Linked DNA regions of Homo sapiens: region 1 is linked to region 2. The links are chromatin loops, found by intact Hi-C in ENCODE. Cell type or tissue: B cell. All regions are shown on one strand. Links, peaks and the distances in the headings refer to the core of each region. The heading gives the core; the rest is flanking DNA.

Region 1 (2,932 bases), core at 161-2,660, 120 kb after region 2:
AAACCTATAGTTTTTAGACAACCATAAAGAATTAAATTCAAATTTTTAGCATGACTTTAAAGGTCTCCTATAACATGGTAAGGTCTTATCTCCTTACCACCACTGAGACTCAGCCCAGTGAAATACTAATCCTTATTATAATGTATCTTATGCTTTCTCTCTCTGTGCCTTCCCTCACTTTCGTAGAATGGTAAAAATGGCTCCCAATAAATTATGTCTCTCTGTGTTGATGCCTCCATGTAATATGACTTTGCCATATCTTTCATCAAGAGGGGGAGTCTATGTCTCCCAACCCTTAATATTAGCTGGACCTGTGACCATATAATGTGGCAGCAATAACATTCTGGGACTTCCTTGCAGCTTCTACTTTCACTCTCAGAATGCAGCCACCATGTAAAATCCAGGCTGCCCTGCTACAGAGGGCCACAGAAGAGGCCATGTGGAGGAGAACAAAGGCATTCCAGTAGATAGCAAGCAGCAAGGCCCAGATATGTGAACAAAGCCTTTCTTGGATCTTTTAGCTGCAGATAAACTGCTTCAGTCACTACCACATGGAACAATAGACAAGCCATTCCCACAGAGTCTTCCTGACCAAAAGAATCATAAGCAATAAAATGATGGATGTTTTAAGCCATCCATCATTTTGGAGGATGCTTTTCTAATGCAGAAATAGATAACTGATACATATATTCATTATATTTTCTTCCTTTTTTTTTTTTTTTTGAGACAGTTTCACTCTTGTTGCCCAGGCTGAAGTGCAATGGCATGAGCTCAGCTCACTGCAACCTCCACCTTCCAGGTTCAAACGATTCTCTAGCCTCAGCCTCCCAAGTAGCTGGGATTACAGGCATGCGCCACTATGCCCAGCTAATTTTTTGTATTTTTAGTAGAGACAGGGTTTCTCCATGTTGGTCAGGCGGGTCTTGAACTCCCAACCTCAGGTGATCTGCCCACCTCAGCCTCCCAAAGTGCTGGGAATACAGGCGTGAGCCACCACGCCTGGCATATATTTTCTTAAATTTCACTTTTTTCCTGTTCCATCTACCCAACTCTCATTGCTAAAGTCTGTTTACTCTCAGGTCCAAAGGCTCCTTTTCAATGAAACGTTAATTCTCCAGAGAAATATCTCTTTCCAAAAACAATGGGTATCCTATTATGGCACTTAGAACATTCTCTCATTTCTTACAGTGCATATCTGTCTTCATTTCAGTATAAACTCTAAAAGGGCATAATCCATTTTACTTCTTTGGTATTCCCCACAACCTCACACCCAGCAGAAGTGAAATACATAAGAGTAATAAAAATAAGAACAACTAGGCAAGTGATATTTCATTTTAGTTAATCCTGCTTATTTTCTTACCTGTGGGATCCCAGGTTATATTGTGTGCTATTGATTCCAGAAAAAATTGGCCACTTTTCTGCCACTGACTATATAATTCCTAAAATTAAGAAAAGTCATTTAGCCCATTATGATTGGCATATTTTCTCTGTCAAATGTGTACGTTTATGCTTGTTATTCTTACAATAACACAGGCAGTCAATTTTAAAGATAACAAAATGTTCAGTTCAGTCAACAAAAATAGAGAACACATGATAAAGAAGGTATGTGAGAGAATATCCATAACTGGTGGTCAAAATGCTATCTTTAGTATAAACAATCAATAACCATACGCTACCTTGGATAACAGTCTTAATAGCCTCAGATTTAATTATTACTTTATTATTACAGTTAAAAAGTTAATTTTAAATGTGTCTGTGGCTTTACTATTTGACATTTCCTTCTCTTTTACTGTTTTGTCCCCATCTGAGATCATAATAGTATGTGGGAAAATTCAGAATAAAAGATGTAACATTTTGATACTACTATATAATTTATGGCCTTACAACTTCTTAAAGCGAAATTTTTCCCTTTTTTTCTGCCTGCAAATCAGTAAGAAATACACAATGTATGCTGACCCAGAACACACACACATACAAATAAATATAACCTATGTTTGTCCTTATTACATGTGACATACTCTGATATTTTCTCTATTTCATTCTCTTTTTAAATTCGGGTTGTGGCCTACACTAAGTTGAGTTCACAGCCCAATTACAGATTGAGATTCATACTCTCTTAATGTGGTGGCTCTCAAACTTTGGTACAACAAATAATAGCCTGAGATGTTACTAAAAATTCAAATTTCCGAGACCTGTGCCCAAAAATTCAGGTTCAAAAGCTTCAGGATGGGGCACAGAAACCTGTACTTTAACACCCCAGGTGATTTTGACATAGGTGACCTACAGAATATGCTTTCATGAAACACTGCCTTGCAGGAATGTCTTTCAATCACAGTACATACCAGAACCCTCTCTAGAACAAGACATATAAGTGCATAGACACAATCCCACAGCTACAGATGTAGAAATTCCCAGAGCAGGATTTGGGCACATGTATCCAATGGTAGTTGTGATGTGCAACTCTCATGAAGACCACCACCTCACAAGAATACTCCATAATATACAAAGAAAAGGAAAGAATATATTTTTACAAGGATCTAAACATTCTGAAACTATATTTTAGAATCATAGATTTTATACATCTTTCAAGTCTATAACTTCACCATTTGATCCACTTTTGCCCTTCTTCATCAAGTTTTTTATTGTCCTTTCTGCAAAGTCAGTGCTGATAAGCCAATAAACCAGCCTCTTTTTGAGTTTTATACATTACATTCATCAATTATAATTAGGAAAGGAGAAAATGGGCAAACATTGAAATTCTCTATTCTATCCTTCCCAATAAAGGCATTTTAACATAACATACTGATTTTCAAAAGCTACTTATTTTATTTAATAAATATTTATTGAGTACTGAAATACACTGTTCTGGGCTGGGTGGGGTAATCGCCTTAAAAAATTCTTTTTAGTACTGCCAATTACTAATTCTTAAGGC
Region 2 (2,932 bases), core at 220-2,719:
TGGAAGTACAAATATGAATCACATCTCTAGGTAATCAGGGCTAAAAAAGATCCTCCAACACTACAGAAAAATTATGTTTCAGTTCATTATTATATTGCTTTTTGCTTAACTTAAGAAATTATATATTGTTTTTGTTAAAAAAAAAAAAAGAATATTTGTCCTGGCATTTAAAAAAGTGATACTTAATATGGATATAGTTATTAATTGATATCCATTAAAAGATACCTAGACAAGGGGTTAGCAAACCTTTTTTTATAAAGGACTGGATAGCAAGTGTTTTGGCTTTATGGGCATTTACTTTCTGTTGCAGATACTCAATTCTGCCACTGTAGTGTGAAGGCATCCACAGACAAAATGGAAACAAATGACTGGCTGTGTTCCTATAAAACTTTATTTGTAAAAAAACACTGAAATCCAGTTTCATGTAATTTTCATGTGCCAAAAAATACTATGTTTGTTTTTTCAACTATTGAAAAAACAATGTATAAACCATTTCACTAAAATGTATACACCATTCTTAGCATATTAGCTATATAAAAACAGGTCATGGGTAATATTTGATCTATGGGGAACACCTTGCTGAAGCCTGATCTGAACCATGTTTCAAATAATTCTTAATTAAAATATAGCTCTTTGGTTTTCAAGCAAAGTATATTTTTAAAACAATTTATTATTACCCTTTCAAATGAAAACATACTAGTCTTCATTATCAAAATTTACAATTTCCAACATGTAAGACTTACTAAAACTTTAGGAATTAAGAAAAATGTTTTAAATCATCCTTTATCCATTAACCTAGAGGGAAAAATAAAAGTTACATATAACTTAAATTTATTTTTAACTTTACATACCACAGATGCTCCTCTGCCAGTCTGTGTACTACCAAGCCATGGCATGTTGATTGGAGTGCCAGGATTGCTATGTGTATATGGAGTTGTACCTTGAACAGCTGTTAAATCATCACGAGCATGTATAACCAAGAAATCTTCTGATCTATAAAGGAATGTCAACCAGAATAAAAACAACTCATCATTTCTTTCTTTTTTACACTTGAAAGGTCTAAAATTTGAATTTATAGTTCCCTTTAAAATTAATTTTCTTCAGCTCTTATTTGTAACTCACACACAATGACCTCATACCTCAACAATTTCTGTTCCCTTCACTTACTCTTCTCTCAGTTCCCTTATTTAAAGCTCTTGCCACCCCTCATTTAGCACATCAGCTTCTACTCTGCTTACAATCTATACATTGCTTTAAAGAATCTTTTGAAAGTTTTAGTTCAGTAAATATAGTCACTCATATTGCAACATTACTAAATAGAAACAAACTATGAAGGTACCCTTTGGTTTCCACTTCTATATCATCATCTACCCAAGTGTAGACCTGTGTGGCCAGAATTCCAGAAACATCCAGTTCTTGAACATCATGACTGGAAGCGATTGCTATGCAGTTTCTATTTGCCTGAAAAATAAGTCAAATGGTAATTTTAAAAGCAATAGGCAAAAGAGATAGTATATGAGCTGCTTTTGAAAATGGTAGTTTTGAAATAACCTCTAGCAGTGATAACTAAAGTACAGGATATACAGCATTCTTACTTTTAGTGAAATAATAAGCTTCAGTTTGGAGATACGTTTATGTTCTATGAAAAGTACATCCAATAGAAAGCCAGTATAAATGGCAATACATGCAGCATTTTATTTCCTCTCCCAGTACTGTTTTTCTAGACTGCTAGAATGCTATGATCGCTCTAAGGTATGCACAATTCAGAAATGTGGAGGAAGATGCTGAAAAAGATAGGAACCTGTAGGGTACAGAAAGGTGAGGGCAATAAGGAACTCCAAACTAAAAACATAATTATTAATTATTTAAATAAAACAAACTTTCTCCTAAAGCTTTTCAATCTTAGGCAAAAAAAAAAAAAAGAAGTGGGAAAGGGTCACAGAAAAAAGGTGTAGGGGCAGAAATATAGTGGGAGAAGTATGCCAGAAAAAGATCACAAATGAAAAGTTGCTAAGGTTAAATGACATGAAATTTTAAATGCCTATGAATCAAAAATGTACATCTTGGCTGGGGGCAGTGGCTCACGTCTATAATCCTAGCACTTTAGGAGGCTGAAGCAGGCAGACAGCTTGAGCTCAGGAGTTCGATAGTAGCCTGGGCAACATGGCAAAACACTGTCTCTACAAAAAATACAAAAATTAGTTGGGCATGGTGGCATGCACCTGCAGTCCCAGCTACTTGGGAGAATGAGGTGAAACGATTGCTTGAGCCCAGGAGGTCGAGGCTGCAGTGAGCTGACATTGCACCACAGCACTGGGCACCAGGCATGATACCCTGTCTCAATAAATAAATAAATAAATAAATTAATTAATTAATTAAATGTGTATCTTTGAAACAGAAAACAGGAAGATATTGACAGCAAAGAGAAAATAGGATTACCATTACTGTTATGTTAGATTTTAACACAAACTATTAAGAAAAAACTGAGACCTTAGAAATAAATGAAAAAATGATATAGCTAGATTATTGGGTGGTTATTCTCCATGGGTATCCCAAATTCTGCATGTTTTATAAGTGAGTCATGTCTGCCCTTTTTTCTGCAGTATAATTGCCAGGATGTTTGTATAACTATCGTCTCTCCCTCCAGAGCAAAGGGCAAGTATGCTTACTATCGATTATAAAAGATTTGGGTCCCCTAAACTCAGAGATCCTCTCCTGTAATATAACCTACTATGTGTGTAGGTAAGGTAGGTATCATCTGGCCCTCTTCCCGTCATTCTCTGGAAATTGTGGCTCAGGCAACCAGTGTAAAGTGCTGATTTTCTGGTTATTGCTTTTGCTGTTAGACATAAACTGTCCTTTGTCTCTGATCCAAGAGTCGTATGTCTTCTAACAGCATCCACTAAAATGTTTAATGGATCAATTAAATGGA

Evidence for each region. Peaks named below come from ENCODE experiments on the same cell type or tissue, not always from the same donor. Only the 100,000 strongest peaks of a DNase experiment are listed, where the experiment ranks them.
Region 1: a loop joins it to region 2, with 1.9 times the contacts of the local background. A loop is called at or near these places in 2 of 110 quality-filtered maps.

The regions. Positions count from the first base shown.
Region 1 is chr5:119,103,687-119,106,618 of GRCh38, reverse strand. It overlaps DMXL1 (Dmx like 1), which reads right to left. Exons shown (of 44, transcript NM_001290321.3): 4 at 1,361-1,439. Among named protein-coding and RNA genes, the nearest start is that of DMXL1, 34 kb to the right of the region's middle. In B cell, for the core only: no CTCF peak of the experiment used is centred there; no DNase peak of the experiment used is centred there.
Region 2 is chr5:119,219,001-119,221,932 of GRCh38, reverse strand. It overlaps DMXL1 (Dmx like 1), which reads right to left. Exons shown (of 44, transcript NM_001290321.3): 36 at 1,340-1,461; 37 at 852-993. Among named protein-coding and RNA genes, the nearest start is that of MIR5706, 66 kb to the right of the region's middle. In B cell, for the core only: no CTCF peak of the experiment used is centred there; a DNase peak (open chromatin) is centred at 1,162; H3K27ac peaks cover 1,996 bases.